3 separate regions of the Homo sapiens genome follow, and regions 1 and 2 are each linked to region 3. Evidence: chromatin loops called from intact Hi-C (ENCODE). Cell type or tissue: PC-3. All regions are shown on one strand. Region 1 overlaps PKHD1 (PKHD1 ciliary IPT domain containing fibrocystin/polyductin). Region 2 has its middle 540 kb from the start of PKHD1. Region 3 has its middle 530 kb from the start of TFAP2B.

Evidence for each region. A loop is a pair of places that touch in the nucleus more often than their neighbours do. Peaks named below come from ENCODE experiments on the same cell type or tissue, not always from the same donor. Only the 100,000 strongest peaks of a DNase experiment are listed, where the experiment ranks them.
Region 1: it touches region 3 in a loop (4-fold over the local background); 2 of 110 quality-filtered maps call a loop at or near these places.
Region 2: a loop joins it to region 3, with 6 times the contacts of the local background. A loop is called at or near these places in 4 of 110 quality-filtered maps.

The regions. Positions count from the first base shown.
Region 1 is chr6:52,017,437-52,025,436 of GRCh38, reverse strand. It overlaps PKHD1 (PKHD1 ciliary IPT domain containing fibrocystin/polyductin), which reads left to right. Exons shown (of 67, transcript NM_138694.4): 32 at 1-863; 33 at 2,493-2,636; 34 at 7,808-8,000. Among named protein-coding and RNA genes, the nearest start is that of PKHD1, 66 kb to the left of the region's middle. RefSeq lists an enhancer at 188-1,387. In PC-3, a CTCF peak has its summit at 4,273 (motif pointing right); no DNase peak of the experiment used is centred here; H3K27me3 peaks cover 460 bases.
Region 2 is chr6:51,538,771-51,546,770 of GRCh38, reverse strand. No RefSeq gene overlaps it. Among named protein-coding and RNA genes, the nearest start is that of PKHD1, 540 kb to the left of the region's middle. In PC-3, CTCF peaks have their summits at 4,464 and 4,672 (motif pointing right); no DNase peak of the experiment used is centred here; H3K27me3 peaks cover 2,439 bases.
Region 3 is chr6:51,346,190-51,354,189 of GRCh38, reverse strand. No RefSeq gene overlaps it. Among named protein-coding and RNA genes, the nearest start is that of TFAP2B, 530 kb to the right of the region's middle. RefSeq lists a silencer at 1,222-1,422. In PC-3, a CTCF peak has its summit at 3,688 (motif pointing right); no DNase peak of the experiment used is centred here.

The DNA.
Region 1 (8,000 bases), 670 kb before region 3:
CCTGAACGTCACAGTCCTGGTCAATGGGCTAACCAGCGAGTGTCAGGGGAATTGCACTCTTTTCATAAGGGAAGAGGCAAGTCCTGTCATGGATGCCTTGTCCACAAACACCAGTGGGTCTCTGACCACTGTGCTGATTAGGGGTCAGAGGTTAGCCACCACAGCTGATGAGCCGATGGTATTTGTGGATGATCAACTTCCTTGCAATGTAACTTTTTTTAATGCAAGCCACGTTGTGTGCCAGACAAGAGACTTGGCCCCAGGACCCCACTACCTGTCAGTTTTTTATACAAGAAATGGGTATGCTTGTTCTGGTAATGTTTCCAGACACTTCTACATTATGCCCCAAGTGTTTCATTATTTTCCTAAGAATTTCAGCTTACATGGTGGAAGCCTCTTGACCATAGAGGGCACAGGCCTGAGAGGACAGAACACCACGTCAGTCTATATTGACCAGCAGACCTGCCTGACGGTGAACATCGGTGCTGAGCTCATCCGGTGCATTGTTCCCACAGGGAATGGCTCTGTTGCCCTGGAAATAGAGGTAGATGGACTTTGGTATCACATAGGAGTCATTGGTTATAACAAGGCCTTTACCCCAGAATTGATCTCTATTTCTCAGAGCGATGACATCTTAACCTTTGCAGTGGCCCAGATCTCAGGAGCTGCAAACATTGACATTTTTATAGGAATGTCACCCTGTGTGGGTGTCTCTGGTAACCACACCGTTCTTCAGTGCGTGGTCCCTTCCCTTCCGGCCGGGGAGTACCACGTCAGAGGCTATGACTGCATCAGAGGGTGGGCCTCATCTGCCCTGGTGTTCACCTCAAGAGTTATTATTACAGCAGTGACGGAGAACTTCGGTAAGTCAAGCAAATAAGACAGCACACTTTCTTTATGTAAATGAATTGGTAGCTCCTTTCACTTCTGGAAAGTAGAAAATTAACACAATCTGCCTGATGGAAGGAAAGAGAAGCCCACTGGCTTCTTACAATCCCAATTCCTTCCTGAGGCTTGTCTTTGTTATGCTCTGTTTATGAAGATTTTTTTTATTTTTATCAAGGAAACTGTGCATATTCTCTAAATGTTTGATTGTATTTTAATTTGATGCATTAACTGGATTTGTATTTTAAATTAAATAACACCATTTGTAAGAGCTCATAATTTGATCATTTAAGAACGTAAATGCCTTCACCTAGTTTTAGACCCTATCTGCCAATTTGCGTTGTTTAAAATTTATTAAGTATGATTAAATTTTTATCATTTTGTAATATTTCACAGGTGGACTCATATTTCAACAATAATAAGCCAAATGCACAGAACAATTAAATTGGTTGGACTGTTTTCTCCGTTTAGATATACCAAAAATTGCCTAGCCTTTCCCTCCAGTGAAGAAAAGCTTTCAATTTCTATTCACTTAAAGCCTTGTTGCACTTGAGATAGTTCAAATTTGGTTGTGATTTAGAAAGTAAGGAAAAAAACTATAGAAACAGAATCTTAGACTGTTGGAGTACTAACTAAGACATTTCTTAGAAAAAATTTGGTCTCAGCTTGGTGGAACACTGTGGGGACTAGGATTTGGCTCTAGTCTATCACTAATTTTGCTAATTTATGCTTGACTTTTCTGAGACTCAGCTTCCTTATTTGATAAAGGCACTACTCCCTAAGATTCCATGTTTTTTTATGATGGAAGAGCAGGGAAATAAGAAATGCATCTTAAACCAAAAGCATTATTTTTGAGTTAGTCAAGTGGCTAAGTACCACCTAGACCTGGTATGAAGGCAGTAGTGAGGGGAACTCTGTATCTCAGTGTAAACTAGAAATGTGGACTGGTTTTACTCATACAAATGTCCCAAAACATGTACAGTTATTGCATCACTATTAACAATAGCAAAAGAGGAGAAAAAATGGAAATTTCAATAAATAGGAAAATTGTCAAATAAATTGTAGCAGGGCCCTATAATGGAATTCTAAGTAGCTACTAAAATGAACTGGATCCATAGAGTTTTGAAAAAACATCTATGCTATACTTTGAAGCAAAAAAGCAAGTTCCAGAATAATATGGATAGAATAATGCTTTGAATCAGAAACATAGATGCTTAAAAATTCTGGAAGGAGCCATAAGAAACTCTATACCTGGGTACCTCCGGGGAGGGAGTCAGATGGTTGGGGGAATTTTTATTTTCATTTTATGGCTCTTTGAATAAAAAGTTTAAAAACTATAAATAAGCATTAATTTTCCATATAAAAATTGTTACATTAAAAAAAAACCTCTTTAACACAATAGGATATTGAATGTGATTGGAGTCAGACAAGGCCAGAGCCTAAGTGGAGAGGAAACTGAGGCCAGCAGCCACCTCAAGCCAGTTGTGCGGATTCTGAGGATGTGAAAAGAAGAATGGGTAGTGAGGAAGCAAATGTTTGAATTTTGAGTTGAGTAAAGAAGGGAGATTTGCCTGTATGATCAAGAACTTGTACCTTTGTCTTTAAAGGCTGCCTGGGTGGAAGGCTGGTGCATGTGTTTGGAGCGGGATTTTCTCCAGGGAATGTCTCAGCTGCTGTGTGTGGTGCTCCCTGCCGAGTCCTGGCTAATGCTACAGTGTCTGCCTTCAGCTGCTTGGTTCTGCCCCTGGATGGTGAGTAAAGATGCCACACACATATATTTTAAAGCATATATATGGAAATGATATTCTTTGGTTAATTCTATTTTTGTGATTAATGCTGTACTGACTACTAATTTCTCTATGTGTGCCTAGGAAAAGAATTTCTCTACTCCTCATCTAAAATGATAGTTAGAATCTGAGGCCACCTGTTAAAATGATTCATCATAACTTTTGTCATATTAATATGTCAATGTTAGATGAATATTGAAACACTTATCACCTGTGTTCTTAACTGCAGTCTTAGGATGACAGAGGAAGTAATTCTGAATTCTGAATATTAGTTTCAATGACAGCTATAGGAGTCATGGAGGAAACAAGCTCTTGGCTTTGTTCTGAGGTGAGGTTGCTGAAGACATCTGCTTATTGGAGGTACCAGTAAAGGGATGGAGATTTTCAAGCTGGATATCACTTGAAAATTAGCTTTGTGTGTTCAGTTTTCGGTTTCTTATTATAGGCAAAAGAGCCAACACTCATGTTGTCTTCTTGTTTTGCAATACTCACATAATTACTTATTTCTTATTCAGTAAAACACCACAATTGCTCACTACTTTAAGCTGCGTAGTGATCATATAAATTGTGGTATGAGAAGCCGTGTCTTTGTGGGGAAAGAGATGAGAGAGTAAGTTGCAAAGCTTGGGGATTCACAACACATGGTAATACCCCACTGAGCTTCAGGAAATAAAGTCAAAAGGAAGAAATTACTGTTATTACTACAGGACCTTACTACATTTGAGATAGCTCACATTTAGCCAGGTGATTACCTTATTTGCCTAATCATAAATCTTGTACCTGTGCACTTAACCGTTTACATACCTCCTTTCTGTGTAGTGTTTAAGTTTTATTCCTAATTTATTTGTCTGCAACTTGAATGTGGGCTAAAGATTTACAAAATGATAAAAGCACCACATCATCTGAGCTTGGATGAGAATTTAATGATGGATAATGCTATTGTGATGGAAATTTGTGCTGTGTTGTCTTATACAAAGAGGAGAAGGAGGGGAAGGAGGAGGGGGAAGAGGGAAGAGGAAGAAGAAGGGGAGGAGAAAAAAATTTTTGTTAAAATGCTAGAAATTGAGTTTCCTATTATCATCATGTATATAAACACATTATGGAAGAGAGATAGAGTCCACAATGGGAAATTTAAGATACAATAGAAGATTGAAGTTCAAAACATTGTCTGATTCACTGCTCTACCTCCTCTGCTAGGAACAGTGTTGCAGAGGGTATGTGCAAAATTAGTGCTTGGTGAGGAATAAATGAGAGATAGCATAAACAGAAAGCTAAGACTGCACATTTATAGGCTCTAATTTTTAACTAATACTGCTACATTTTTTAAAAAAGCTTTCATATATACACTGCTCAAATTAATATACTTTTAAAAGCCCCGTGTTATTATTTCAAAACACTTAATTTCAACTAGTATAAGATAAAAATCAATGATGTTTCAGGATCAGGTAAGTTGTGATATTTTAAGTTTTATAACTTCTTGGGGAAGAATAATAAAATAATTATTGTGTTTAGAAAGATTTAGAAAAGAACTCAACATTCCATGATTTTTTAAAGAGGAAAATTAGTTGGAAACTGTAACTATTTATATGGCCACTAGGTGTCACCAAACACTCATTGATTGTGCAAGGCACACATTTACTCTAGAGGAATGCATAATTTAACTAATTTTCCTTTCATAAAAAAGTCTTTTAAAAGACTTTCAATCACAATGTCTAAAGATTGAGAGGAAATTGTGAGAGCCAACTCCAGAGGTTTCTTACTTAAGATCCAAGATGGGATTTGGGGATTCTGTTAACCCGCTGAAACTGGATGAAGCATTTTGAGTGTATGACTGTGTATTTTTTTTTTTTCCCTAGGAAGTAGGTCTATAATGGACATCAAATGTCAAAGGGGATAGGTCTTAGACATTACTAGAAACTACTACTAATTTCTCCATTTTCAGACAGGATTGAGTACAACCAAGTTAGCTAAAAATCACTTGTATTTTTAAAGATTTTTCAGGGGAGAATTTCCCAGCAGCAACCCTTACAAGTGTTTCGCAGTTGCTCTTTTCAGAGAAATCCATCCTCTGCCTAATGGATGCTCCCCTACTCTAATTTTTTCAACCTTAATCAGCGGGTGGTTCTTTGGAAAGTGGAGTATTCTTAGTTCCTCTATGGCAGCAGTTCTGGAAGTGTGCTTCCCAGAGCAGTAGCTGCAAGGGCCTCACCCGGGAGCTTGTTAGAAATGTGAATTCTTGGGCCCTACTGAATCAGAAACTTTCCAAGTAAACATTTTAGTATCTCACTTTTCAGCCCTCTCTGAAATCCTATATTCTTTCCTAATTTGAAGCCCCAAATGAGGAAGCTGTTCTATACAAGCAAGTTCTGGCCAAATTGGGTAGCATCGTAAGATGCCTGTGTATCGTCTGATCCCATGTTTGTTTGTACAATTATACTGCAGTCTTGCTGGTTAATAAGCTTTCTGTTACCTACTGTTATCCCAAGGGGTGTGTGTGTGCACGCACGCATTTCTACCATGGCTGTGCACAGCTGGACTTTCCTCATATTTATATGATTTCTTTTTTTCTTTTGTAGTTTACTGTCTTACTCTTTTCATTTGTTCTTTTGTTTATTTCTGTTAACTTCTCTCATTTACCAAGGTCGCTTTGAATTCTGACCCGTGCTTTGAGTTTTTTTCTTCAGTTTGACTTTGTACCATAGAGTGATGTTTCACATTCCAGGTTACAGATAATGACCCTGAACTCAAACGTTCTTAATTATTGTTTTGTTTATGCCTGTGCCACAGAACTAATATGTTTTCTTTACATGTGTGGGGCAGGGGGAGTTAAAGCAGGGGGCTCTACAAATGTGCTTTTGCTATTTTGGAGGTCACCCATTTTTACCATCCCCACAAACTGTACTTCTAACCATAGGAGAAATTTCCTTTTTCTTGTAATGAGTTGCCAAAACATCCTGTTAGGTGAAACTAATACTTTGTGTTTGTTTAAAATGAGCAAAATCTTTGATCTTTGGCTTTCTTGCATTTATACCTTGAATTATACCACATGACATTTTCATGGAAACTTTAACTTTTCCATAAGGCATGGAAAGCTAAAGTGATTAAGGTCACGCAGCTATTTAGTGGCAGAACTTTGAGTAAAACCCATAGATTTTGATCCCCAGCCCTGGGTGATTTTCATAATCCTGCTTGTCAATTTGCATCTACTTAATCACCTTTAATGAATTCATTATTTTATAGGTGTGGAGCTTGTTTTTATTTGCCTTAGGGCTTACTAACTGGAAAGTTCTTATGTTTTGTCTGTTCATACAAGAGTCCTACTGTCAGTCATTTTTATTGCTCTAATTCATTCAAAACACATTCACAGCCAACCTCCTAGGTGCCAGGTGCTTTAGAATATAACAGCAACAATAGTACTATTTGGGCATGATTGCATAACTACAAACCCTCCCCCACGTACTTATCTCATGTAACCCTTGCCACAGCACTGTAATGAGGCGGGGAAGCACAGGTCTAAGCCCACGGCCCTTGATAACCTCTGTTGCATTACCCACATGGGCAGGCTTGCTGCAGAGGAAGCAGGCTACAGAGATTTTTTTAAATTTTCCCTCTTTATTAAGGTTTTCAGACAGAGCTGCTCCTAAACCATCTCATGTGGAGCTTTGTTCATCTTCTAGTTAAAGATCATTCCCAGTCTGCCTCATGATGCTTTTTATATGTGGGTCATGACTCAGAAAAAAATGGCCTGAGAGTCAGCATGCTTCAAATACTTGCTTTTTATCTCTATAACATGCTAATGTTTATAATTATGTGAAAATCAAGAAATTCATAAACTTATCCAAGTCAATAAGACAAACAACCCAATAGAAAAATGGGCAAATGAGAGAAACAGGAATTTCACAGAAGAGAAAACATGAGTTGTTACCAAACATAAAAAAGTTGGTCAACTTGGCCAGGCACGGTGGCTCATGCCTGTAATCCTAGCACTTTTTGAGGCTGAGGCAGGTGGATTGCCAGAGCTCAGGAATTCAAGATCAGCCTGGGCAACATGGTGAAACCCTCTCTCTGCTAAAATACAAAAGATCATCCGGGGTGTGGTGGTGTGCACCTGTAGTCCCAGCTACTCAGGAGGCTGAGGCAGGGGAATTGCTTGAACCCGGGAGGCGGAAGTTGCAGTGAGGTGAAATTGTGCCACAAGCCTGGGCAACACAGCGAAACTCTGTCTCAAAAAATAATAATAATAATAATAATTGGTCAACCTAAAAGTAATGATTGAAATGCAGATTAAGACGACAGTGAAATGCCATTTTACACACCTGATTGGCAAAAATTAAAAGTCTGATAATTTCAAGTGCTTGTAATTATATGGAGTAATGGGAACTTACAAATATGGCTGGTAGGAATACAAAATGGCACAACTACTTTGGAAAACAATATGGCACTATCTTGTAAAGCTGAACTTGTACCTACTCTTTGAATAAGAAATTTTCTTGATAGGCATGCACCCTAGATGAAATTTTGTACGTTTTTAGTAGCAAAAGCTAGGAAATACCAAAAAGTTCATTGATAAGAGAATAGATAAATTTATTGTGGTAGTTTCATGCAATACAATATTGAACAGCAGTGAAAATGTATTAACAATAGTTATATGTAGTAATGTGGATAAATCTTGAAAATATAATATGGAATGAAAAAATCAGACCCAAGAATATTTTATCATGTATCATATTTTATAAAGTTCAAAAACAAGGAAAACTCAATCTCTTGTTTAGGAATACAAATGTTTGTGATAAAACTATTTAAAAAATGCCAAGTGGTTATTTCTGAGAATGAGGAGGAAAGGGACGAACTTGGGGAGAAACACACAGATTTAAGTGTATTATAAGTGTTTTATATCTTATGTTGGCTGGGAAATTCACTTGAGTTTTTTTTATGATGATTATTCATATTTTACAAAAATGATACTTGTATTTTTCTGTGTACATTACACATATACAATACATTTTAAAAAAAGTAAACTGCTAACTTCATATTCCTATTGGTCAAAGGAGGACACAGGAACTTCATTTGTGAAACCGACTAGAGGCCTTAGGTTCTCTCTGTGGTTCTTTCCTAATGGTGACTGTTTCCTGCAGTGTCCTTGGCCTTCCTGTGTGGCCTGAAGCGTGAGGAGGACAGCTGTGAGGCTGCCAGACACACCTATGTGCAGTGTGATTTGACAGTTGCCATGGCGACAGAGCAACTGCTTGAATCGTGGCCTTACCTCTACATTTGCGAGGAAAGTTCCCAATGCCTCTTTGTGCCAGATCATTGGGCAGAGTCAATGTT
Region 2 (8,000 bases), 190 kb before region 3:
CTGCTGTGGGGATATAGTAGTCTTGTAGTGATGTGAGTATATCTATGTCTCTATATATAATGTGTATATATATATATCATATAGATTTATTGGGATTATATATATATATGGATTATATGTGTATATAAAATACCAATATTATATATATAATTCCAATAAATCTACAAAATACATAAAAATATATACATATGTAAAACACTGAGAAATATAGACAAATTTCTGACCTGAATTTGAGAAGCTTGCAAGGGAGAAAGAATGAATATACATTGAACACAGGTGAAAAATGTAAAACATGTTCTCAACATAGATAGGGTTATAAGTAGTAACAAATTAAATTGTCTTAGAAATAAGAATTATAAAACATAGCCAGCTCTTCAAAAATGCTTACAGACAGCTAAGTTTGCCAATGACACCTTTTAAAAATTTGTATTTGGTAACACAGCCCCTTTAGTGCTCTCATCTCATTAGTCTGAGGGTCACATGTAGATGTCAATTGACTATACCAGTATACTTCCCCAAACCACATTTTTTTTTTTTGCCATCCCAATGAGGGGAGAGAAATGAAAGACAGAGTTTACTGAATTCTTATTAGGCCTTCAGTCTAGTATCCTTCCTGACTTTCAGAAGTGGAAGATACTTTCAAAGTCAAGAAGGATACTAGACTTAAGTAGTCTAGTCTAGTATCTACATGCAGGCCTTAAGCATGTAAAACTTTGTCTAATGATGTGTGATCTGACAGGACATCCACTAAAATGCATGAAAGAAAAAAAATCTAGTTAACACAAATGCTTCTGAAAGCCTAAATATATATTTAAAACATTAGTAGTTCCACATTACAAAACGCATATTAATGTTAGCGGTAGACAAAATGATACACAATAAAATGCAGATTTTAATTCAACACAATGTCTAAAATTAGTGAGTTAAATTAGCTACAGTAGTTAAGGTTTATAAATTAGCTTTACTGGAGCTACACAAGATTTCTGAAAGAAACATTAGCAGTTGAACATACATTCATCACTCTGAAATAGACACACTCTGCCACATTCCTTTTGAAATCATCTGGGCGGCCTTAAATGAACTGGTGGCAGTTTCATTAAAGGCTTGATGGCATAATTTCATCTGTGATTTCAATTTGTTCAACTGGCCACTTTAAAGAAAGTTAATTTCTCCCTATGCTTAAACTTACTGCCCAGTGCTCCCTCATTAATGCCTCAGATCTCTATGAACAATTTCTACATTTGAGCCCCAGGCCTTTCCCCAAGATTCATTCAACACATATTTATTAAGCACCTACTAAGTGCTAGATGCTGTTCTAGATCCTGTAGATACAGCAGTGAACAATGCAACAATTCCTGACCTTATAAACTTTTATTCTACCTTGGGGGATACCAATGATCAATCAAGATAATGGGGTAAAATATAAACACTATTACATTTGTAAGAGTGTCAAGAAGAAAAATAAAGCAAGGCTGGGTGATAGAAAGCATGCTGGCTTTGGGAATGGAAAGGAATATTGAACAATTAGATGAAGGCAAGGGAAGACCTCCCAGAGAAGGTGACACTTAGGTCAAGACCTGAAGTAACTGAGGGGGCGAGCCCTGTAGCTATTCAGGGAATCAGAGGAGAGAAGACACAGCAAGTGCAAAGGCGCTGGAGGAGTGCTTCTCAAGTGCTTAAGGAATGGCAAGGAGTTCTGAGTGGAGTGAATGATGGAGAGTGTAGGAGCTGAGGTCAGAGGGTGAGAGAGACAGACCAGGTATGACCATGGCAACCATGATGAGGACTTTGGCTTTTCTCTGTTGAGATGTGAAATAATTAAAGAGTTTTGGGTAAAGGAGAGACACTTAAATTAAGAAGGTCCTAATCGTTTGAACCAGAGACTAGTACTTAGGGTCAGGTAAGTGAACCAACTGGGTGTAGCTGTGATCACAAAAACAAAGTGGGAGTTCCACATTTAGCAAGAGGCAGCAGTGATGAGGAAGAAATCTTGCTGATGTCTGCATTCAACACTGACACACATGTGGAATCAACAACACATTGCCACTCTGTGTCTCCTCTTTCCCTACGTAACCCTTGAACTGCAGATGAAGCCAAGCAGCAAAAAGTCCTTTTAAACCTCTGTTTAGATCCCACTAAATCCAAATGTTTTATTAAATAAACTTTCATAAAATAACACAGAACTGAAAATGACCCTCCAAGGCTGAAAGTCCTAAAAGTAAAAGTCTTTTTGCAAATCCCTTAATTTTTAAAACGCACACATGTTCTTTCCTACCACTAGCTTCTTTGCAAATGAGAACATATTACTAGTGCATGACAATGTTTTAACTCTCCAGCTTGCTCTTAACCCAGGAGGCACATAACTATAAAGAGTGAAATACATATTTGTTAACATTCACCTGTTATATACTGTTGTCATCTTAGGTATTTGGTGGCATATCTGTTTGTAGTAAAAGAGTACATAGGAAACCTGAAGGTAAAGTATCTTAAACTATAGAATGTATAAATTACAACACTCATGAACTGAGCAAGGCATTGAGACAAAAAGAAACCTACTGCCATACGGATTGGTATGTGATTCCTTGGCTGTTTTACCACTACCTGTTTGAGGATGAAGCAGTCTCCAATTTTTGAAGTGGGCAGTTTTCAAAATTGTCTTTTTATTACATGATTTGGAACTTTAAAACATTTTCCCTGAGAAAGAAGATTATTAATAGTGCTTGGGTTCCTGGGTGAGATCCTGAAGAATCCAAAGCATAGTTGAGTTGTGGCAAATATGTGATGTCTGGGTTCAGCAGGACAAGCCAAGGGCAGAAGGGAGAGCAGGAGGAAAAGAAGGAGGAAGAGAAAGAGGAAGGAGTTTCTTCTCCCCTTCAGAGTCCCTGAGACACACCCAGGCAACATTTTGAAATTGATTGTTGGATCTGGTACCTTCTCCATCGCTTTCTGTGCACATCTTCTTCCATCTAATCAGTAGCCCTCCTGCCAAGTCCCAAATGCCTTAAGCCTAGTATTATGTAACACTGGGGCCTGGCCTCTCCCAAGAGTGACCCATGATTCAAAATGACTTACCTCACCTCTATCTCAAACAAAATTTTCTCTGTCTCAGGACATCTGGTCCAAGCTACAAGTTTGGGGGAAAATTGATCCAAGTCCTTTGTTTTGAGGAGTGAATGACTAATAGAACAGACATATATGAAATAGAGAAAAAAAGAATAGCTTTTACACAAATAAATCTAGATCAGCAGACTTTCTGTCGGTGTGGTGGTATGAAGTGAAACACACAAACAGAACCATCATTAATAGAGTGTAGGAGAAGGGACCCTATCTGGAAAAACACCCCAGGGGTTGGCTCTTATAACTGGCCCCGCTTTTCTCAGCACAGCTTTTTCTCTGATTTTGAGCCTCGGTTGCACGTTTAATTTTCAATGAAGACACAATGAAGGTGTAATTGTTTATGGTGATAAACTTATATTTTGATGGGCCTGAGAATGTGGAGGAGGAGTAATAGTGAATGGGAAGGTGAGGGCGAAGTTGTAATTTTATTTTTTTGGTGCCAGCTTTAGAAGATAAGCCACTTCCAAATCTCTGGGAGCCATGTATGCCCATCTATGTTCACTTTGCTTTCTTGTCACATTTTTTTCAAACCCAATGAATATAAAAGTTTTGAGCAAAAGAAGTTGTTTGAAAGGCAACTTATTTTTATCCTTATAAAAACTCAGCATTACAATAACTTATAGAAAGAATATAATGTGTTTCTTGAGTTTTTAATCATGTCTTGGTGTCTGCAAGCTAGTGATTTTATGACACTCTTCTTTTTAAGTAGAATATTACCTTTCAGTTTAGAAATAAATAGTAAGCCCCAGAAGTGTTAGCTCCATGAAAATAAATAAGAACTATGCCTAAAATAAGAACTTAGCATAGTTACTACTTTAAAAAAGAGCAGCTGAGCCACTACCATAAAACAAGACTAGAATTCAAAATGATAGTCAATTTATATTGCTGTACTCAGTGACATACTTTAAATTCCACAGCCTCCAAACATATTTTTGCATAGAAACTTGGCTGTAGTTCTCCCCCTCCTTTACTACACATCCCAACCGCATCTCATCCCTATCCCCACCCCTGCCATAAACATGTAATATGCCTCCATCGTAAATTTAGGGCCATCCTGATGTCACAGCTCCTCAGTGACTACTGAGATTTCCCAGGATGCAAGAGCACCAAGCGCTGGGAGCACTGTCAATAGGATTGCAAAGGAAGACTTGGAAATTTTATCGATGACTCTCTCCCTCCAATTTCCTATGTGCCTTTGCGTAAGTTGCTAACAACCAAATTAGTTAATGTTCAGGCCCTCAGAACTTGTGAAGTAATCATTCCTTTCTAAAGAGCACAGTGGGGGTAATTTTTACTTTTATTTGTTTTCTTTTACATTCATTGTATGTCTTTTTTTTTTTCCTTCCTTAATTCATGCTCCTATGGTTTTCCCCTCTGTGCCTCAGCTATATATTGCTTTGAAAAATCAATAAATCCTTTGCACATAATAATGCTTACCTACTCTACCTCACAGGGGTGCTGTGATGCGTAATTAATTAATGTGTGTAAAGAGCTGAGGGATCACGCGACACAAGACGCCCTATAAGTGGGAAGAATCATTATTAATAAGTGTTATTACCCAAATGCCTCTAGATGTCAGCAAAACATCTTTTTAAAAATATAATTGGGCAGCCCGTTTTGAAAAGCCTAGGTTCATTCTTTCTCTCCTGTACGGCAGACACAAGGAGAATGGCATCGGCAGCAATGCCAGTGAAGCCTTTTCTTTTGGCTCAGGGAGGCTCATTTAATCTTGGAGTATGAACTTTGAATAGATGTAAGCATTGGAACAAAGCAGCACTTGGATGCCTTGAGGTCTGAATGGGTGGCAGGCTGGGTCATTTTCTGGACAATCTGTATGAAAGATCAGTCTTTTCTCCAAAAATAGCATTTCATTTCCTCATCTCTGAAGCAATCTGTGTTGCTAGTAGATGAATGAGGTGAGAATATATATGGGGTGTGTGTGTATATATATATATGCATGTGTGTGTATATATACATATGCATGTGTATATATATGCATATGTATATATATGTCTTAAATATATATTTAAATGTATATGTATTTTTTCTCTCCATGTTCAAATATATATATGAGGAATTCATAACGGAAAAATAGGTGTAAGCTGTTTTAAATGTGCTGAGCCCAGTGATGCCTGCTGTACTGACTTCCTTCCATGGTGAAAATGTGAAAATGAGAATTATGGCAATTTCCCACAAAGTGCAGGTGATGACATCCCAGGCTTACGTCTGACATAGATTATGCAGTAATCCAAATGATCATTTGCTGACGCTTATCTCAATAACAAGTTATTCCTTTCTCTGCTCTCCTCTTGTATGTTATTGTGTCCACAGAGGTGTAAGTGTGAGGTGTGGATACAGGAGAAGAGAACCACAACCAGGGAACCCTGTTACGAGACTTCTTGAAAGTGTGAGTGCTAGGAGGTGGTGAAGTGCCAGGGAAGAAAACTCCGTTGGGAAAGGGCATTTCATTAAACTTATTTTAATTCAATTCAACACACCTTGATTTTGTGGTTGTATGCTAAGTTAGGCAATTTAGTTTACCAAGTACTTCTCAGGAAGGTAATAGTTTTATTTCAAAAGTCCCCATGATGAAAAAAAAATAGTATCCATATGTTATATTTAAGTCAAGTATAATAAGATGCAAATTATTATTTTTTGTCAGTATCCAATATCACACACACTTTGTTTCTCAAGGAAGTTTCACAAAAAGGTTGGACTGTTTATTCTATTTTTATCTTAGGTGTTTAGGGGAGTCCTTTAAATAATCTAGTTTTCTAGGGCAGACCAGCCTGTGTCCATGCAGTGTACTGGGTGTCACATGTCCCTCCGGGGCAAGAATGGAATGGCCCTTGATGACACTGAAATAGCTTTCTCCAGGCTAGATCTTGAGGCTCCGGACCACAGGGATGTGATGGAATATGGTTTGGGTTTGTCATGGACAATGAATGTGGTCATTTGCTTTACTTGCTTGTACTTCAGTCAGTCTTGTGGCTGACAAATTTGAGCCCCAGAGAGGTGGCCACAGAGAGGGAGGGAGGAGAGCAAAAGAGAGAGAAAATGCAAATATTGTTTAACAAGCATTTGCTTTAGTGAATTTAAAATCACTGAATTATGTAGACTATTGCTATTATTTTGGAGTGACATACATAAAACTCCACAGGAGCACCTCAGAAGGATTCAGATGTAGGTATTTCCTCCAGGTGCATAGATGGTTAGAAAGGTTTAAATGCACATCTGCTATCAATCCCCATTCTCTGCTTAACCTCCCAGCCTGTCTCTTCCTGCATGTTTGCCCTGCTCCTCCTGACAGGTCTCCTTACCTAGGCAGAGATTAAGCCAATCTCTCAGTTTCCCAGTTCCCCTCACGGGACTGTCATAAGACTTAATTAAATAATGTTCATAAAGCATTCTGCTGTTCAGGTGTCCCTGGATAAAATGCAGAGCACAATATTATTGTGATTATTATTAATTAGGATGATCTTGTCTGAGGCAAGGGATGTTCCCTGTCAGCTTTAGAGAGTTCTACCCTGACCTTTACTTCTGCAGAAGGGATTTGCAATTGAAATGGCTGAACTGTAATCCTTGATCTTGGAGAAATCTCGAGAAAGCAAGAGAGATGACAGAAAAACTGAGAATTTGGAGTTGCCAGGCTGATTTCTAAGAGGAATAAAGGAGATGTTCCAAACACATTACCAAGGCTCTTAATTCTAGTACTTTTCCCTCCACCCTCAAATACTCAGATTTTTTTTTTTAAGTGAAACGCTGGTTTAACAATCCCTGGAGAATGTAGTAGCTACCATTAAGAACCAACATAGGGGTCATCAAAAACAAGCAATTACTTCCATCTTCAGTTTTTCCTTTGAGAGGATCCTTAGACCAATAATTAGGGAAATGTAATTGACATAGAAGCGAGACTTTGGGGAAACATTTGAAAAAGCTCCTTGTGAGAGCCTTGTGGACAAATTTGAGGACCACTGGATTGTATGTGGGTAAATATGGCAGGGCTCCATCGTAGACTCCCCCTTGCTCAACATTTTTATTTGATAACTACATGCCATATCATTTGGAATAAAAGCAAACATATTAAATGTATAAAAATTGTTGATAGCTGGGGCTTGGTAGTCTAAATTGTTGAAAATAAAATTCAGCAGGAAAAATTGTAAAGCTTTGCAAACCAAACTGCAAAAGCCTAGGCAGGGAAAGATATGGCTAAGCATAGGCTATGTGAGTTTTGGCACTGAGCAAGCTTGGCAGTACACTGTGGCAATCGAGAAAAGTAGATGCAATTCAGACTTCATCAACCAAACATGTTGTTTTATCCTAGGCAAATAAAGGGGATATCACCAGGCTAGGGCATAGACTATACGGACTTTGAGGGCAGAGGTGGTGCTTTATTCATCTGGGTATCACCACCTGACACAGTGCAGGGACCCAGTAAATGTTTGTTGAATGAACAAATTTAGGATTTGGAAACATGCCATATGAAGCAGGACTGTTGAAAGTTACGATGTTTAACTTGGAAAAGAGAAGACTTGGAATAATATGATCACTGTCTCCAAGTACTGGAAGGAGGATTGGCATATGACAGAAGGACAAGGTGGGTCCTAATGGCCTAGGGGATCCTTTGGGGACTGCTGTGTTCAGGCTGCTCAGTTGCACAATTCTGGTGGCAGCACTCACTTAGAAAATGGCTGAGGAGCCTAGAGATGTGCAGTATCTAGCCTGTACAGCTGTACAGGGAAGCCTCAGAGTATATAAATTCTGAGGAATGGAAAATGTTTCCCTATATTGAGCCAAAATCATATCAGGCTTTCCAAAATTCTATGAGCTGCCTTCAAACCTAGAGATTCTGTTGGTCACTTTTCCAAATTATGGAATTTGTA
Region 3 (8,000 bases):
CTCCATTTTACAAATGAGGAAACTGTGGCTTGGAGTAACATCCAAGATTTCCCCATGGTTAGAGTATGAATTCTGTCTAGGAAGGCCTGTGTGGACTTGATCTCCATGGTAGACTTCCTTCTTCTAGATCACTGGAACTTGTAATGCCGGGCAGGAGTTACCACAGGCTGCTCCCTCAGTGGTCTGTGAGAACCTGTCGTTGGTGTGTTGCAAAATGAAAAACATAAGCCAATGTTGTGAGTTTTTAAAAAACCTAAATGATTAAATTGAAGGGATCGTCCATTTGTATGAAGTTGTTCCCTTCTTCCTTTTGTGATGTCAAAGGTCATTTGGAAAATAATGGTGGCAGTTGATGGTAGCTGCTGTTACTTTTTTAGCTTTTATTTTCTAGAAAAGCAAACCTAAAATTGGTACTTCATGTCAGTTCCTCATGTATTGTTTTGACTTTCTTTCTTTTAAATGGCGCTTGAGATCCAAAATCTGGGAAGCATTAATTAAATAGATAATTTTGAGATGAGTCTTGGTATAGGGTGCAGTCATGTGAAAAATTCTGAAAATTTTCAATGGATTTTTAAAATGAGAAAAAAATTCTTGACAGACTGGCTTTAGCTTTATATCATTTTCAAACTCTTATTCATCCATATTTTTTTTGACAAATTGCACAAACCATAGGAAAGTGCCCCATTTTGTGACCTCCCTGGAACCTTACACTTCTTAGACATCTTGCGTAAATATAAAGATAAAAGCCAACATGAAGAATGAGGTCCACTTACATGAAAATAAGACAAAACTGTCAACAAAGTACACCAAAAGGAAAGAACTGTTACTCTAAGTTTATGTTTCTACTTTAAAGGATAAACACAACCCCATCCATTTCAGTTTGCTTTTCCTGATGTTATGAAGCTACAGTGCAGCTGTCAATTGCTTCCCACCTCGATGTCACAGCTCACTCAGTCTTCCCCTCTTTCCAAATATGTATGCATCAGGTGGGGTAGGGAGAGGAAGCTTAGTGTGTCAATAATTAAAAAGAAAAAAAAAACGAATCTCATTTCAGTGGCATTCACCAGATGAGTCTGCCCGGCAAATAATGAAGACAGAGTAGTGTTGCTAATGAAGGTGGTGAGTTTCCCATAAGAAAAGCCTGTGGCTCAGCCAGAGAGGCAAGAACCTGGACTCTTCTGCCCTAAAGTCTATTATGCCAATGGCATGTTTCCTTCTCCCAAACTCAAAGCTTAGAGATAGATCCTAACAAGAAGGACAAAGGATCACGTATATCATCTGAGTTGTGGTTATGCATTGTCTTAGTTAATGCCGGAGAAGTGGTGAAACTGGTGCTCCCAGGTCCTAACCCTGCTGAAGATGAGGCAATAACAGTGCAACTCAATCCAACATTTGTTAAATATCCCATGGGTTCAGCACACCTTGAGGCAAAGGCTCACAGCTAAGTAAGGGAAGAGACTTTGTTTATTTACCTTTGTATTTCCCACTCCTAGCATAGTTCCTGGTACCTGGTAGGTACTTAATACATTCTTAGTGGATAAGTACATGGAAGTGTGTAAAAGATATTCAGTAAATATGCATAGAATAAAGAACTAAATGTACTGTACTAGTTCAGTTTTGTTATTTGAGAATCAAGACTGAGTCAATAGAAGTGGCCCTTTTTTAAGAAAAATACATGATAATGTCATGATTACTTATAGCTCATTTTTTTTCTGTGTGTTTGTTCATCTGTCTCTGCAACTATCTATATATTTATCTATCTATTTTTGGGTCTTTTTCTCTGTATTTCTTTCTCAGTGGCTTAAAGGAGTCATGACAGAAAAGATTCAGAGGAAAAAAATGTCCAACTCACTGTTTCCTTTGTCATCCATTCCTTTAACTGTCTTGGCTTTTTCTGTTCCTTCCCTTTCTCTTCTAGCCCCTGTCTCCAGCCCCTTTAGACCTCTGGCAGGAAGGCCATGGCCTTGTAAGCTGTGAGAACTCGCTGTGATCCCTGTCATTTATTCTGACCCTGAGATTCTCTGTTAAACCACCAGGAACAGAATACCTGGAAGGTGGTAATGGTTGACTATGGAAGGCTTGAAAAATTGTTGGGCAGAAAAGGAAAACTCTAGGCAAATCACCCAAGTACTAAATGAGGCTTAGCCTCTCGTTTAAAGGACAAAGAGAGTCCTGTTTCATTCGTTACAGTGTCTTCAATTTTATTTTATTTTTTTCACATTCTGCTCTTTAGGCCGTTGGTCCAGATTGTTAAAGGAAAGAGGAGGTGCCACAGCTCAGCAACCTCTAATGTGAAAGTGAATGATTTTCAGAATTTTCCTTGTTATGCGGCACTCTTTACTGACTCTCAGGAGCACAGGCTGCCATAGCCTGCTCAGGCTTCTCACACCAACCTCCCATTGACCTATGACCATATCCATAAGCAACAGAAACCAGGCCACAAAACGGGCAGCCTCACTGCACAAACAGGCCAGCATCAGTGCCTCCTGTCAGCACAGAGACCACCCAAAGGCGAGACCCTTACTCAAGAGCCCTGTCCTCACTGCACAGTGGAGAAGATGTGGACCACCTCTGACTTTTTTGCTTGTTCCCAAGACTTCTTTTGGATACATCCTCTGTACCAAGAATAATTCCTTCCCTATAGCCCAAGCTCCACCCTCTCTGCAGGACCTGTCATGCCCCAAGTGAGCCTCTCACTTTGCCAACATCATGAGCAAAGCTTCCTTTTGACATTTGCCTTCTTTTGCCCTTTTTTTTTCTTTTTTGTGAGATGGAGTCTTGCTCTGTCACCCAGACTGAAGTGTAGTGGTGCGATCTCTGCCGACTGCAACCTCCACCTCCTGGGTTCAAGTGATTATCCTGCCTCAGCCTCCTGAGTAGCTGGGAATACAGGTGTACACTACCACGCCCTGCTAATTTTTTGTATTTTTAGTAGAGAGGGGGTTTCAGCATGTTGGCCAGGCTGGTCTCGAAATCCTGGCCTCAAGTGATCTACCCACATCGGACTCCCAAAGTGCTGGGATTACAGGCATGAACCACCGCACCCAGCCCCTGCCCATCCTTTAAGCCCTAGGCCAAACACCACCACCTTTATGACGCCTTTCTTGATTTTTACCAGTTGTAAATTCTTCCTCTTCTCCTTTCCTATAGCATTGTTCTCTGTGGGGCATCTGAACAATGACTTAGAAACATCCAACCTCAATTTTGTCATTTGTAAAACAAGGCACATGACATATACCAAAAAAGTTACTGTGAGGCTAAAGTAACATGTATAAGCTCCTTCTACAATCAATAATTCTTAGTTTAATTTATTCCTATATCACAATTTTATTTTCATTATAGATATTTGGGTATATATCTTATCTGTAACAAATTAAGCTCCCAGAGAGTATAGATCATCTTATTCACCTTTGTAAATGGCTTAGCGTAGTTCTTTATATACAGCTTCATTAAAGTATGTATATTGAGTGAATAATGTACCTCTGCCTCAGTTTTTCATCTGTAAAATGGGAATAAAAATAGCTTAGTTATTTTATAGCATTATGAAAAGGGTAAATTAAAATTCTACATGTATAATCATTTTGAAAAATAAAAAGACAAAATGCTAGCCAAGTATAAGATGTTGTTCAGTATATTATTAATATGTTTGGACAACTAGTGACAATATTACCCAGCTTATCCAGTAGAGGGCAACGACACACACAAGGATATTCATATTCTTTTTAAGACTTTGAAAACCACAAATTTAAAAGTGAGAAAAGCTTTTGGTATTATGCTAACAAAATAAAACAATCTCTCTGGATTCAGCTGATTTCTTTTCTTTTACTCTTTTATGTATACAATGTATATGTATATAAAGAACCTTAGACTCCATTGAGGGTTTCCAGTGTGTAGACCTGTGTTCTAAATTCCCTACTAGAATTTCCACTTGCCCATTTGCTAAGGGTGAGGAATTATTCCAGCTTAGCCAATGGGAAAAGAACACTGTTTTTACTGGTTTCATTACCTTGGTGCTGCGCAGAAGGATTTCCATAGCACTGGTGAGGGTGTGGCCCTGATTGGAGAGAGGCCTGGAAGGTTTCCATGCCAGCGGAGGGATTGGAGAAAGACTTGGAAAAACAATGCCGACCATTGTTTCCTTAGCCTGCTTTGGCTCCCCTCAGTCTGCTCTGTGAAGACACTGAATCCATTGACTAAGTCACTGACATTTTCCTAGCAGAGGGTAAGTCTCCAAGGGATAAGGGAAAGAGAGGGTGGTGGTGAATGAGCACCCGCAGCAGAGTATATCTACTGTGCAGGTGTTTGCTTTCCAGTTAATTCTGAACTTACTAAGTTTTAGGCAGAAAAACAGCCTGAAGATATGAGTAAGTGCATGGCATTTGCCCCTGAGAAACCCAAACTATAATATAAGACAGTTAGATTCCCAGGCAAGATGGCCGAATAGGAACAGCTCCAGTCTGCAGCTCCCAGCAAGACCAATGCAGAAGGCAGGTGGTTTCTGCATTTCCAACTGAGTACCCGGTTCATCTCTTTGGGACTGGTTAGGCAGTGGGTGCAGCCCACAGAGAGCGAGCAGAAACAGGGTGAGGTGTTGCCTCACCTGGGAAGCACAAGGAGCCAGGGAACTCCCTCCTCTAGCCAAGGGAAGCCATGAGGGACTATGCCATGATGTATGGTGCACTCTGGCCCATATACTACACTTTTCCCACAGTCTTCACAATCCATAGACCAGGAGATTCCCTTGGGTGCCTACACCACCAGGGCCCTGGGTTTCAAGCACAAAACTGGGCAGCCATTTGGGCAGACACTGAGCTAGCTGCAGGAGTTTTTTTTTCATACCCCAGTGGCGCCTGGAATGCCAGCAAGACAAAACCATTCACTCCCCCAGAAAGGGAGCTGAAGCCAGGAAGCCAAGCGGTCTTGCTCAGCAGATCACAACGCCATGAAGCCCAGCAAGCTAAGATCCACTGGCTTGAAGTACTCACTGCCAGCACAGCAGTCTGAAGTTGACCTGGATGCTCCAGCTTGGTGGGAGGAGGGGTGTCTGCCATTACTGAGGTTTAGGTAGGCAGTTTTCCCTTCACAGTGTAAACAAAGCTGCCAGGAAGTTTGGACTAGGTAGAGTCCACCACAGCACAGCAAAGCCACTGTAGCCAGATTGCCTCTCTAGATTCCCTCTCTCAGGGCAGGCCATCTCTCAAAGAAGGGCAGCAGCCTCAGTCAGTGGCTTATAGATAAAACTCCCATCTCCCTGGGACAGAGCACCTGGGGAAAGGGGCAGCAATAGGTGCAGCTTCAGCAGACATAAGTGTTCCTGCCTGACAGCTCTGAAGAGAGCAGTGGACCTCCCAGCACAGCACTCAAGCTCTGCTAAGAGACAGACTGCCTCCTCAAGTGGGTCCCTGACCCCCGTGCCTCCTGACTGGGAGACACTTCCCAGCAGGGGTCGACAGACACCTCATACAGGAGAGCTCCAACTGGTATCTGGTGGGTGCCCCTCTGGGACAAAGCTTCGAGAGGAAGGAGGGGGCAGCAATTTTTGCTGTTCTGCAGCCTCAGCTGGTGATACCCAGGCAAACAAGTTCTGGAGTGGACCTCCAGCAAACTCCAGCAGACCTGCAGAAGAGGGGTCTCACTGTTAAAAGCAAAATGAACAAACAGAAAGCAAAAGCATCAACATAAACAAAAAGGACAACCACATAAAAACTCCATCCAAAGGTCACCAAAAGCAAAGACCAAAGGTAGATAAATCCACAAAGATGAGGAAGAACCAATGCAAAAAGGCTGAAAATTCCAAAAACCAGAATGCCTCTTATCCTCCAAAGGATCAGAATTCCTCGCCAGCAAGGGAACAAAACTGGATGGAGAATGAGTTTGATGAATTGACAGGAGTAGGCTTCAGAAGGTGGATAATAACAAATTCCTCCAAGCTAAAGGAGCATGTTTTAACCCAATGCAAGGGAACTAAGAACCTTGATAAAAGGTTAGAGGAATTGCTGACTGGAATAACCAGTTTGGAGAAGAACATAAATGACCTGATGGAGCTGAGAAACAGCACTAGAACTTCGTGAAGCATACACAAGTATCAGTAGCCAAATCAATCAGGCAGTGGAAAGGATATCAGAGATTGAAGATCAACGTAATGAAATAAAGCGTGAAGACAAGATTAGAGAAAAAAGAATAAAAAGGAAGAAACAAAGCCTCCAAGAAATATGGGACCATGTGAAAAGACCAAACTAACGCTTTATTGGTGTGCCTGAAATTGACGGGAGAATGGAACCAAGTTGGAAAACACTCATCAGGATACCTTCCCAACCTAGCAAGAAAGGCCAACATTCAAATTCAGGAAATACAGAGAACACCACAAAGATACTCCTCTAGGAGAGCAACCCCAAGACAAATAATCATCAGATTCACCAAGGTTGAAATGAAGAAAAAAATGTTAGGGGCAGCCAGAGAGAAAGGAGGGTTACCCACAAAGGGAAGCCCATCAGACTAACAGTGATCTCTCTACAGAAACCCTAAAAGCCAGAAGAGAGTGGGGGTCAATATTCAACATTCTTAAAGGAAAGAATTTTCAACCCAGAATTTCACATCTAGCCAAACTAAGCTTTATAAGTGAAGGAGAAATAAAATCCTTTACAGACAAACAAATGCTAAGGGATTTTATCACCACCAGGCCTGCCTTACAAGAGCTCCTCAAGGAAACACTAAATATGGAAAGGAAAATCCAGTACCAGCCACTGCCAAAACAAGCCAAAATGTAAAGACCATCAGCACTATGAAGAAACTGCATCACTAATGGGCAAAAAAACAAAACAAAACAAAAAAAACAAAAAAACAGCTAGCATCATAATGACAAGATCAAATTCACACATAACAATATTAACTTTAAATGTAAATGGGCTAAATGCCCCAATTAAAAGGCACAGACTGGCAAATTGGATAAAGAGTCATGACCGATCAGTGTGCTGTATTCAGGAGATCCATCTCAAGTGCAAAGACATGCATAGACTCAAAATAAAAGGATGGAGGAAGATTTACCAAGCAAATGGAAAGCAAAAAACAACAACAACAACAACAAAAAGCAGGGGTTGCAGTCCTAGTCTCTGATGAACAGACTTTGAACGAACAAAGATAAATAACGACAAAGAAGGACATTACCTAATGGTAAAGGGATCAAATCAACAAGAAGAGCTAACTATCCTAAATATATATGCACCCAATACAGGAGCACCCAGGTTCATAAAGCAAGTTCTTAGAGACCTACAAGAGACATAGACTCCCACAAAACAATAGTGGGAGAGTTTAACACCCCACCATCAGTATTAGACAGATCAATGAAACAGAAAATTAACAAGGATATTCAGGACTTCAACTCAGCTCTGGACCAAGTGAACCTAATAGTCATCTACAGAGCTCTCCACCCCAAATCAACAGAATATACATACTTCTCAGCACCACATAACACTCATTCTAAAATCGACCACATAATTGGAAGTAAAACACTCATCAGCAAATGCAAAAGAACAGAAATCATAACAAACAGTCTCTCAGACCACAGTGCAATCAAATTAGAACTCAGGATTAAGAAACTTACTCAAAACCCAACAACTACATTGAAACTGAACAACCTGCTCTTGGATGACTACTGAGTAATTAACGAAATGAAGGCAGAGATAAATAAGTTCTTTAAAACCAATGAGAACAAAGACACAACGTACCAGAATCTCTGGGACACAGCTAAAGTGTTTAACAGGGAAATGTATAGCACTAAATGCCCAGAGGGGAAAGTGAGACAAGTCTACAATCGAGACCCTAACATTGCAATTAAAAGAACTAGAGATGCAAGAGCAAACAAATTCAAAAGCTAGCAGAAGACAAGAAATAACTAAGATCAGAGCAGAACTGAAGGAGATAGAGACATGAAAACCCTTCAAAAAATCAATGAATCCAGGAGCTGGTTTTTTGAAAAGATTAACAGAAGAGATAGACTACTA